Regions from separate parts of the Homo sapiens genome. Here regions 1 and 2 are each linked to region 3. Evidence: chromatin contacts called from ENCODE Hi-C or POLR2A ChIA-PET data. All regions are on one chromosome and are shown on one strand. Each heading gives the region's core, a stretch centred on a gene start or an enhancer-like site at or near the end of the contact. The rest is flanking DNA. Distances are from core to core; before and after follow the strand shown.

Region 1 (3,316 bases), core at 301-2,800, 1.2 Mb after region 3:
ATGTAAGCCCCTCACAAGTGATAATACAGTCAGAGTCAATGAGTAAATTAGTAAAGCCCTAAAACAAACTCAGATCTGACATCAATGTCTGTGCTCAGTCCTGCAGAGAACACTACTTCAGCAAATCTTCAGCATTTCAACTACACTAAAATTAAAATGAATTTGTGAGATAGCTGGAGAACCACACACACAATTCATACTTCATATCACAATCCACTGAACAGAAAGTGGCTTCCATGCCACCACTTTTTATTATGTGCCACCTGAAACTTACCGGAAAAATATACTCATAAGCAAAGGGTATAGAAGTGGGTGTGTGGTCATGGGCAGAGAAGCCAGGAGCAGTGAAAAGGACAGGTTCTTAGCTGCAGCAGGTGGTCCCTGAGCCACCTATTTATAGTCGTTGCTCTATGAAAGAGCAAAGTTAATTTGGGGAAAAAGTCCTAGAGACTACCAAGCTATCACTGAAAGAAAAAGAAATGTTCATTAACTGCTAAAATTTTTAGTACAGCACATAAGAAACTTTACAGTGAAATCTAATTTCTGTCACTCATTTTAACCAAGAAAATGACGATTCTGTTACAATTTAAAATGTATCTAATGTGTAACTAAGTTTTCAAAATTTGACATTTGCCATGGTCTCTAAAGAGCTATATATAACCTCTGCTTCTGTGCTTTCCACTCTTGAAAAACTGTGAATAGGATGAACTTTAAAATAAGTATAAATGCTGAAATCTAAGTTCGATACGAAAAGGCTCAAGACGACATCTCAACATTTATTATGCTGACGTCCATTGAAACATAGATAACTATGTCAATGACGGTAGAGAAATATTTTTTGCACAATCCCACATTCTAGAAAGGAATACACGTGTCCCAATGCCTCCTGCTCTTGCAAAAGCCAGAAAAAAGTAGCATGGGAGGGAAGGGGAAGGCGAGATTCAGGGCTGCCAGTTCTTTTTGACAACTCCTTATGCACTAGCGGAGTGAGCCAGAGGACAGTGAAAGAGCACTAGGCGCTAGCAGTGATGACAAGCAAGTCTGGCACTGAACGCGCGCAGCGAACAGGAGTAGTAGACGCGCCGACTTACTCTGCACCTGCAGGTCCATCTCGCGCATTTCCGTGAAGCGGTCCCGCAGATCCATAGGAAGCTGCTCAATCACTGTCAAAGGGAGAGTCCGTCAGAGGGGCGGGGCCAACGGCGAAATACGCGCTTACGTCACTGCGCGCGTGCGTCAGGGGGGTCGAGGGGGCCGGCAGCCCACAACGAGGCTGCCAGTTACCGTGAGAAAGAAACATCCCCCGCCGCCCCCTCCCTCCCGCCATCTCGCTGCCCGTCCACTCGCGCTCTTGCCCGCCCGCACGTCCCACTGGCGGCCGCCGCCAGCGCCGCGCACTCACTTTCCAGATAGTCTTCTAGGTACAACATCGCGGCCCTTAGAGCTGAGGGAACAAGGGGGTCCAGGGGTTTATTTGTGTCACTCGCTGTCGCCGGAGTTTTGTCCCCTCCAATATGGCGCCTCCGCTAGCAGCACCCGCTCGACTCCGGCAAAAAAAAAAAAAGAAAAAAAAAAAAACCACTTTGGCGCCTGAGGCGCTTGCCTCACTGCCGCCCGGAGCTGCTATTGGTTGGTTCAAGCAATGACGTAGCCCGGCCGGTGTTCGCCCCCGTGCCTCTGTGGGAAATGTAGTTTTCTTCCTCCTCAGCGAGGGTTGGCGCGCTGGCGGCTCCCCTCGCAGAAACTACGAATACCGGGCGCCATTGCAAACAGTGCGTAACAGAATCCGAAATGCGGTGCCTCTGTTTATTTGTTGATTTTTGCACAGAGAATGGCGGGAGTTGTATGCACCTGCATAACACAACTAGGAACAACTTTTCACCTGTTCTTTGATGTGATTCCATGCCCCGGCGTTTGTGAGTTATGGGTTTCAAGAAGTGCCAGGCAAATAGCAAAGGTTCTAAACACTAGAATAATCAGCAAAGTTCGGGGAATTTGGATTGCTTAAAATAGAACTCTCTACTGGAATTTATCCTCATTATTCACTCTAAAATATAAAAGAGACACCTGGTTGGCTTACGTGTAATTTTAAAATAGTTTATACTGAGACTATGGAGTGAATATACATTTCCCAGATTAAAAGATGCACAAATAGTGTCAGTAGCCACTTATATATTCTAGTTTGCGGTCCATCTAATCGTCATTCTAATGTAATTGATCTATACATACAATCTGCATCCGCAAATAATAATAATAATAATCTTCATCATCACAGTGAGCAGCCATGAATTACGGATGCAGCCTTGATTTCTAATAGGCTGTTAATAGCAGTAACTTTATGTTGAGTAAATAGTCCATATTCGAGGTTGGTTGTCTTCGGCGTTCTTTAGTTTCTACTTTTCGACCTCTCCCAGCAAATGTTTTCCTGTGATATATTTAGTACGTCCCTACTCAGTTTCTTTTTAAATTGTTTTTTATTAAAAACTCTTGCACTCAATAAATGCTAGATATTGTTATTTTCCACTCTTCTTAACTTTTCGATTTTCTGGGGAAATTGTCATTAGTTCATAATTTATTGTTCATTTTCTGTTTTTCAAATTGCAGTTGAAACTGTGTGTGTGTGTTTCTTGCTTTCCTTCTCCATTACATACTCTTGTACTCAAGGTTTTCACTGCTCTTAAGCAGGAAACTTTCCTGTCGTGAATGATGAATCATGATGAATCTCAACGGAACCTTACTTCGATCCTAATAAGAATTAGAATTTTATAGTTTCTAGTTAAGTTTTTCATTACTTCCATCGAAAATCAAGTACTTTCGATCTTTTTCTCCCTTCTTTTTTTCCTCCTTTCTTCGTTTCCCATCCTTCCTTCTTCTGGCTGCTTTTAACATCTCTTTGACATCTTTTTGCAGTTTTGTAGTGATCTAAGTCTGAATTCCTTCCTTATTCCCTTTTCTTTCCTTAAAATTTTAAAATTATGCTTAGGATTTGAGGGGATTCCTGAATTTCAGGATTGGTGCCCTGCAACAATTCTAGAAAATTCTCAGCGTTTGTCTTTTCAGTATTGCTTATTTCTCATTTTTTCCATTAAGACTTTCTCTCTTTATTCTCTTATTTATCTTAATCTTTCTTTTATATGTTTTATTTTAGAATTTTCATAATTTTTCAGGTTTGGAAGTTCTATTCGGTTCTCTTTTCAAGACATCTTATAATTTCTTATACAAATTATTTAGTCTGTATCTTGTTTCTGTTAAACCTAATATTGAAACATTTATGGGCCTTTTAGTGCTATTTCTTCAGAAATGGGCACTTTTACTC
Region 2 (3,549 bases), core at 125-2,624, 1.4 Mb before region 3:
TTAAGCATAGTTGTTCATAGTATTCCTTCTTATTCCTGTTTATTTCAGCAAGGCTATTAGTGATGGTTCTTTTATTCTTGCTTGTATTAAATCTTCTCTCTTTTTTTTCTTAGTTTCACTAAAGGTTTGCCAATTTTGTTGATCCTTTTAGGGAACCAATTCCTGGTTTCATTGATTTTCTTTATTGATATTCTGTCTCCTTCTTTTCTAATCTTTAATATTTCCTTTCTTCTGTTTGCTTTTGGTTTAGCTTTCATTTTTTCTAGTCTCATGCCTCTAATGAAAGGCCTCATCTCTTCCAACTCATTCTCTTCAACTGTTGCCTAAGTTGTTTGTATATCTGAAACATAAATTTGATGGTGTCACTTAGAAGCTTAAAAGTCTTCTCATTGTTCCCATTCCTTAAAAAGTAAAATTCAAATTTTGTATAATGGCAAACAACACCTTTCATAATCTTAACCAGTTTACCTTAACAATCAAACCCACCTTTCCAATCACATAAAATCACCTGGAATTTATATATACATTTTTAACCTCTTTTCCTTTGTACTTGTGTTTTCTCAATTTGTTCTTTTCTCCTACTGACTTTTTAGAAAGTCACCCACGCTTTTTAGTTATTTCCTTTTCCCTGGTACCATCACACTTTGCATCAACTTCTTTTAGAACAGTTACCAAATTATTTATTAATACACGCCTTCTTCATTATTCTTTGAATTCCAGGATGTGAAATCCCATTTTAGAAATTATGTCCCAGTAACTGACACATAGTGAGTGGTCAGTGTTTGTGGAGGTAGGAAAAAGTGGTATGGTCTGATATCATTTCATCTGGAAATAAGATGATGTATTTCAGCCAGTGAAATCGAAAAGAGCGATGGAAAATGACCTCACACTCCATAGGGCTTTGGTTCGTAAGACACAGAGAATACTGATATCCTTGTGCGAAGAACTAACTTGCTGTTGAGAGATCAATTCAGAGGATGCTCAAGCTCCGTTATCACTTTCATTTTACTAAACTGAGAAAGGAAGGTTGAGGAATGCATCAACGGTTAAGCACAGTGCAGGTTCCTACAGCGACTGGAGTTTTTTGGTAGTTGGGAGTGTTTCCCTCAATCTTTGGGCAAGCCGTCAGCAGTGGCAGGAACAGGAACAGACAGCTGGGAAACCCTTTCTTTCCCCAATCGTCTTCTAGCTTAGCTTTAGGCTTGTATGCCCATCGCGCATGCGTCAATTTTTCTCTTTTAAGATGGGCGGGGCAGAGTCTTTGCTCCTTTGGCGATCCTGAAGGGGTGGAGCTAAGCTGTTTCCAGGGTGACAGAGTGGCGACCTCGGTGGTCGATTGAGCAGGTCTGAGAATTGTTCCCAAAGGGTTGTGCGTCACCGAGTCGTTGGCGCTGTCATGGCGGGTGTGCTGAAGAAGGTGAGACGAATGGAGGTCACTGTTGGAATTTAGACTGTGGGGGTAGACTCAGTCCGATAGCCCTACTTCCCGCGGGTGTTGACCCCTACTGTCGCGGGCTCGGCGGTGCTTTTCGGGGACTCGTTCTGCATGCCTTACCGGGTAGGGCAGGTTAGTGGTTCCGCTCCGAGAGTCAGGAAAAAAGCTCCAAACAAGCGAGACTGAGAGACCAGTAGCTGGCTTTAGACCAGTTTTAGCCGGGGGATTCGTGGTTTTGTATTTCCTTAGCGTGCTGGATGTATGGAAACCGTAGTAAACAGCATGAATCGTGTTTTGTTTTTGAACAGACCACTGGCCTTGTGGGATTGGCTGTGTGCAATACTCCTCACGAGGTATGTACCTTTGTTCTTTCTTCGTTCTTGAATTCCCAAGGAAGACTAAATTCCTGTCACTTTGCTTATTGCAGGGTTAACGGGATACAGATGTTTCAAGCCCTTAATTACAAGCCGCGTGAGCTCTTGAGACACGGGCGCTGTCCACCTACTTCGTTGATCCGATGTCACATTTTTATTTATTTTTGCCATGACCTCTTTATTAAGCCAGTTTTCTTGTTGACTTTTTCCTTGACATTTTCATGGCTTCACTTGTGCTTGCTTCTGTCAGCGCCATCTCAAATTTATATCTCCGTTTTCCATCTTTTCTCCTTGCCTTACCGTTTCTGCTTAGGTGCGTTGGATTACATATATTTAGGCTTACTAAAGGTACTGCCCCCTTTTCCTTCTGTTAGGTCTTTTCCATCTGTATTCACGAATGTTTTCATCAAAAAAACCCACAAAATTTTTTTATTCTTCTTGTCCCTTCTATAATCACACCATTTCTTTGCTTCACTTTACAGATAACTCAAAAGAGTTATCTCTATTTTCTCCAATTTCTTTCTTATTCACCCTTGAATGCACTCAGTCACCCTTGGCGTTTTTCAAGTTCACCAATTATCTCCATGCTGCCAAATCCAATGGTCAGCTCATATTTCTCACCTTCATTGACCTAATAGCAGCGTTTTTTGACACATTTGACACTTTTTCCATCACGCTCTTTTCAAGTTCACCAGTTATCTCCATGTTGCCAAATCCAATGGTCAGCTTATGTTTCTCACCTTCATTGACCTAATAGCAGCGTTTTTTTTTTTTTGACACATTTGACACTTTTTCCATCATGCGCTTTCTTTACTGGGCTTCAGGACTCCCCCAGTCTCCTGATTTTTTCCCCCTACTCTTTGGCTTTCTCTTTTTCTGGTTATTTCTCTTATGCCCACTTTTAAAATTTGAGTTAGTCAGGATTTAGTTCTTGGACCTTTTCTTTTGGACCTGTACTCTGTCACCAAGAGAGAGCAAATCCAAATAGAGAACGGTTTTAAATACCACCTATACACTGACAACAGATTTCCATGTAAAGCACTGACCTCTTCCTTTATAAAAGTCCTGAATATTTAATTGCTTAGTGGGCATCTCTATTTGTATGTGTCAGACAGGCAACCCAAACTTAACATGTCCAAAATGGGGTTCCTGATCTTCTGCCTAAAACCTGCTCTTCTCTCAGTCTTGCTCATCTCAATTAATGGCAGCTCAATTATTTTGACTCAGGTCAGAAACTTGAAATCATCTTTGATTCCTTCCTTTCTCTTACACTCCACATTTGTTATTTCAGTAAACCCTCTAGGTTCCACCTTCAAAATATATCTTGATTTTGACAACATCTCACTACCTCCTCTGCTACTACCCTCTTCCTCAGTCACCATCATCACTGATGTGGATAATTGCATTCACTTCTTAACTGCCTCTCAATGCTTGTCACAGCCTCCATTTGGTCTTTTTTTCCAGCCAGGCTACTAGAGTTAGTCTGTTAAAATATGAGGTAGGTCAGATCTCTCCTTTCCTTAAAACTAATGGCTTTCCATTTCACTCTAAATAAAGACAAGTTTCTTACTGTGACCCTCTGGTTCACTATTCTACTGATTTATTTTGTTATGTCTCTACTAGAATGTAGGTTTCATGAAGGCAGGGATTTGTAATTGTTTCACTGCTAGAACTCTGTCACATAGTATGTGCTCAGTAAATAGTGTTAGTTGAATGAGTGTCTTGCACTTCCTATGATTT
Region 3 (3,732 bases), core at 161-2,660:
GAGCTGGTGAGCACAAAAGGGAAGGCTTTATTTTATTTTATTTTTTGAGACAGGGTCTTACTCTGTCACCCAGACTACAGTGCAGTGGCATGATCATGGCTCACTGCAGCCTCAACATCCTGCGGCTCAAGTGATCCTTCCACCTTAGCCTCCTAAGTAGTTGGGACCACAGGTATGTGCCACTACACCTGGCTTTTTAAAATTTTATTTATTTTTATTATTTTTATTTTTAGTAGACACAGGTCTTGCTACGTTGCCCAGGTTAGTCTTAAACTCCTGGGCTCAAGTGATTCTCCAGCCTCAGTCTCCCAAAGTGCTGAGATTACAGGTGTGAACCACTACACAGCCTTTGGAAGACTTTCCAAGAATGATAAGGGATCCGATTTTGGAAATGTGAAGCTGAAGATACAGAAGAAAATTCCAACTCTACTTACAGATAAAATTCTAATTTGGGGTTGGGCACAGTGGCTAACACCTGTAATCCCAGTGCTTTGGGAGGACGAGGTGGGAGGATAGCTTGAGGCTAGGAGTTCCAGACCAGTGTCCTGGTCAACACAGCGAGACCCCATGTCTACCACAAATAAATAAATAAATAATTTTCTCTGCAATTGGAGATATGAGTGGAGTCTCAAGAACGTTCTGGCTATAGATTGTTGACATAGGAGTTCAGTAGCTAAATACATCTATGGCAGGTATAAGAAGAGTAAGTGGTGGAGAAAGTTGTAAAAACAGGAGGGAAGATTAACTTCTGACCGTTGACGCCTTGGGGAATCACAGCTGGGCTTCAGACGATTCTTCAGTTCCTAGTGCTGGGGCTAGTGTCTATGAAATACGTTTTCCCCCTCCCTCCAGGCCTCCTAGGTAGTTAGGACTTTTCAATAACATTGGACATTGCCATATGCACATGAACACACTCAGTTTTAATTTCTCAGATTCTCCGCTTGCTGGCTTCTAAAACTGTTGTAAGAACTGTTATCTGGCTTCACAGGGTTGTGACAAGGCGGTGAAATGCTTTGAAAAGTGTCTATAGCTAAACAAACGTGAGGTACCGGCGCTCGCAACTTTTCCCCAGGAGATGTGCACCTCTATTTAGAGCGTAATGCCCAGACTATTTTCGTTGCTTTCCGTCCCCGCCCGCCTTCTGCCACGGACAGTTACAAACCTGGTCGATAATTATCCTGGGAGAACTCGACGTCCCAGCTAAGAACGCAGGTCAGAGATCAGAGATCAGAGACAGAAGGATCTTGGGGAGGAGCAGGGGCCGGGCATGACGTAGCAACTGGCAGCGCCGCCGATTGGCAGATGAGAAGGTTGTTCCCTCAGGGCGGCTGCTGATTGGCTACGGGAGGCAGAGGCGTGACGTCCTCAGAAGTTGAGCAAACACCTCCTACTTCCCGGCCTTCCATCCCAGTTTCTTCTAGGAATTCGGAGCCTCCCCTGCAGCGACTCGGAAGATTCGAGGCGGCGGGGGACAAGTCGGCGCCCCAGAGCGGACGAGGTGAGGAGAGGAGAGGTCCCCGCGGAGAGCTGAGCAGACGCGCGGGTGGGCTCAGCCTGTGAGATGCGGTGGAGATAGCGGGCCGGGCTCGGGCTGTCGCTGGGAGGGGCCCGCGAGCCTGGCCTTCGGGTCCCGGCGCCGCGAGGCGACCCCGGCCGGGCCGAGAGAGGGAGAAGGCGGCGAGCATTCGGGCCTCCCTGCGAGGAATGGAGGGAGAGCGGAAACGCAGAGAGTTTCACTGCGAGGAAGGGAGGGAGAGCGGTCAGCGCAGCTCCAGCATTTCTAAGTAGAAAGGCGAGGGATTGCAATTCGGATTTCTTTTCTTTCTTTTTTGGCGGACAGTGGTGGTGCTGTGGCTGGGGAATAAAGAACTGATGAAGCTGAGGAAACAACGGCTTGTTAATTTGTGGACGGCGTGCTTAGAGGGGACGGCTGGCTGAGGGGGCGGTGGATGGAGATTTCGGGGTGGTTCTTTCCCCCTTCCCTCCCCACGCCCAGCTTAGCCAAACTGATCACAAACTTCTCTCCTTGTCCATCTTGGGCTGCCCACTCTCCGAGACACAGACCCATTCTCCAGCAAGGATCGGAGATGGGTGGAAGTTGGGCGCCTTGCAAGTCTGGGTTTCCTGAACTCTTCAGCCCCTGCGGGACTATGCAGCCCATTGTGAGCGCTCGCGCGGGACGGGGCGCGGGGAGAAGCAGTTTACCCACCCTCCTCGGTTGAATGGGGCTGAATGTCTGTCTATCCTGACAGCTTCAGAAGAAGAAATGTGCTTTTCAGACATTGATTTCAGGGGAATGGGGGTGGGGGGAGCGGAAGAGAGAGAGAGAAAGAGCGCTCGAGCGCGAGAGAGAATGAATTAGTTCAGTAACTTGAACAAGGATTAACATTTTTTGATGTTGTGGGTTATCAGTGGGGAAGGTGCAGCTGTGAGATGTAGTTATACACAGGACGGAATGGTCCTTGACTGAAGCTGCGGCTTTCCAATACTGTATTAAAAAAAATCCCAAAACACTGATGGCACTTTGGTGTTTCTGGGTTTGTCTGTTTTGTCCCCTGCACTCCCCTCTTCTTTTTTTCCCATGAAGATGAGTGAATCTAGGGCTACATGACTTGACTGTGTAACCTGGTGGCCATTCTGCAAAATGAGTTAGGTGGACAAAAATTGAAGCCAATTTACCTGAATCATTTTCCCACTCTTCAGATAATCATATTTGTTATCAGTTTCACTTGTTATTGATGATGGCGTGATCAGAACTTTGGTTTATTTGTCATTGAATTTTTTTTCTCACTAGTCGTTTAACAGACCTTGGTTCGGAATTTTGGAAATGATCTTTGGTGTTTAAGAAGCCACCATTTAACAAAACATTTTCATTTTTTTCATATATTCTTTTATTAATTTTCTCATAGAAATAACATTACAAACAGTGGTAAGTTTTCTTGGGAAGGCTACAAAAGATTCTATGCAATTCATGAAATCATGGAAACAAACATTTGGAATGGAAAATAACCCCAAAACATTATTACCACATTCATCTGATCTAAGGTGTCATCTATTGTAAGATGCATCCCTATTTCACTGATGCTAAAATGTGTAAAAAAATTGTCTTAAATTTGATGAAATACAACATTAAAATGGTAATTTATTTATCTTGAACATGCATGCCTGAAGTTTGAAGTTGAAGAGAGGGCTTATTGGGCTCTAATTATTTTTTTTCCAAAATAATGTAAGGGTGGGGGATTAATATGGAGCCATCGTGAAGGTCTTACTACAGTGTGACAGAGGAAAGAAATGTGAGTCTACTGTTAGCGGCGTGGTTGTGCTCGCTTTTGAGGAGTAGGCAAGCCTGGAGGCTTTTTCTTTTCTTAAAATTTATTGTTTATGACACACAGCAATGCTCAGCACTTTATGCATATTAGCTCAATTAAACGTCTTAAGAGCCCTAAGAGGTAGAGGTTAATATGATTCTCATTTTGCGCATGATGCACAGACAGGTTAAGTTGCCAGCCAAGGTCACAGAGTAAGTTTGGCCGCTGAGGAACCCAGGAGAGAAACCAGTATTCCTTTGAGGTATCCATCTTCTGTTGCAAGCTCTTGGTTCCTGGTCCATGCTATTAATGCAGGTAGCTTAGGTGAATGTCCACTCTTTCTTGATTGTGTTTTTGGTATTTTGTTTCCCTGTTTGGTGTACTTTAGCTAGAAATTCATAAGTCAGAGTGCCTATTTATGTTC

What was found. A loop is a pair of places that touch in the nucleus more often than their neighbours do. ChIA-PET counts read pairs that join two places held with the same protein, here RNA polymerase II (POLR2A). Pooled maps may share reads with other maps.
Region 1: a loop to region 3 is called in a map of ascending aorta, with 5 times the contacts of the local background. The contact joins the promoter of ING3 here to the promoter of AASS in region 3. A Hi-C loop is called at or near these places in 1 of 168 maps with a recorded cell type or tissue (ascending aorta) and 12 of 50 pooled maps. POLR2A ChIA-PET finds 5 or more read pairs at or near these places in 2 of 52 experiments (AG04449 and AG04450).
Region 2: a map of heart right ventricle shows a loop between it and region 3 (10-fold over the local background). The contact joins the promoter of NDUFA5 here to the promoter of AASS in region 3. A Hi-C loop is called at or near these places in 3 of 168 maps with a recorded cell type or tissue (B cell, heart right ventricle and sigmoid colon) and 14 of 50 pooled maps.

The regions. Positions count from the first base shown.
Region 1 is chr7:120,949,011-120,952,326 of GRCh38, reverse strand. It overlaps ING3 (inhibitor of growth family member 3), which reads right to left and starts at 1,550. Exons shown (of 12, transcript NM_019071.3): 1 at 1,403-1,550; 2 at 1,092-1,163. The coding sequence starts at 1,430. RefSeq lists an enhancer at 928-1,007.
Region 2 is chr7:123,555,643-123,559,191 of GRCh38, reverse strand. NDUFA5 (NADH:ubiquinone oxidoreductase subunit A5) reads left to right here and starts at 1,374. Exons shown (of 5, transcript NM_005000.5): 1 at 1,374-1,417; 2 at 1,744-1,788. The coding sequence starts at 1,397. RefSeq lists enhancers at 897-1,036, 1,297-1,346, 1,087-1,665, 902-2,101, 1,666-2,244.
Region 3 is chr7:122,141,927-122,145,658 of GRCh38, reverse strand. It overlaps AASS (aminoadipate-semialdehyde synthase), which reads left to right and starts at 1,410. Exons shown (of 24, transcript NM_005763.4): 1 at 1,410-1,498. It overlaps LOC102724527 (a long non-coding RNA gene), which reads right to left and starts at 1,245. Exons shown (of 6, transcript XR_007060500.1): 1 at 1,163-1,245. RefSeq lists enhancers at 1,030-1,079, 2,081-2,586 and a silencer at 1,580-1,779.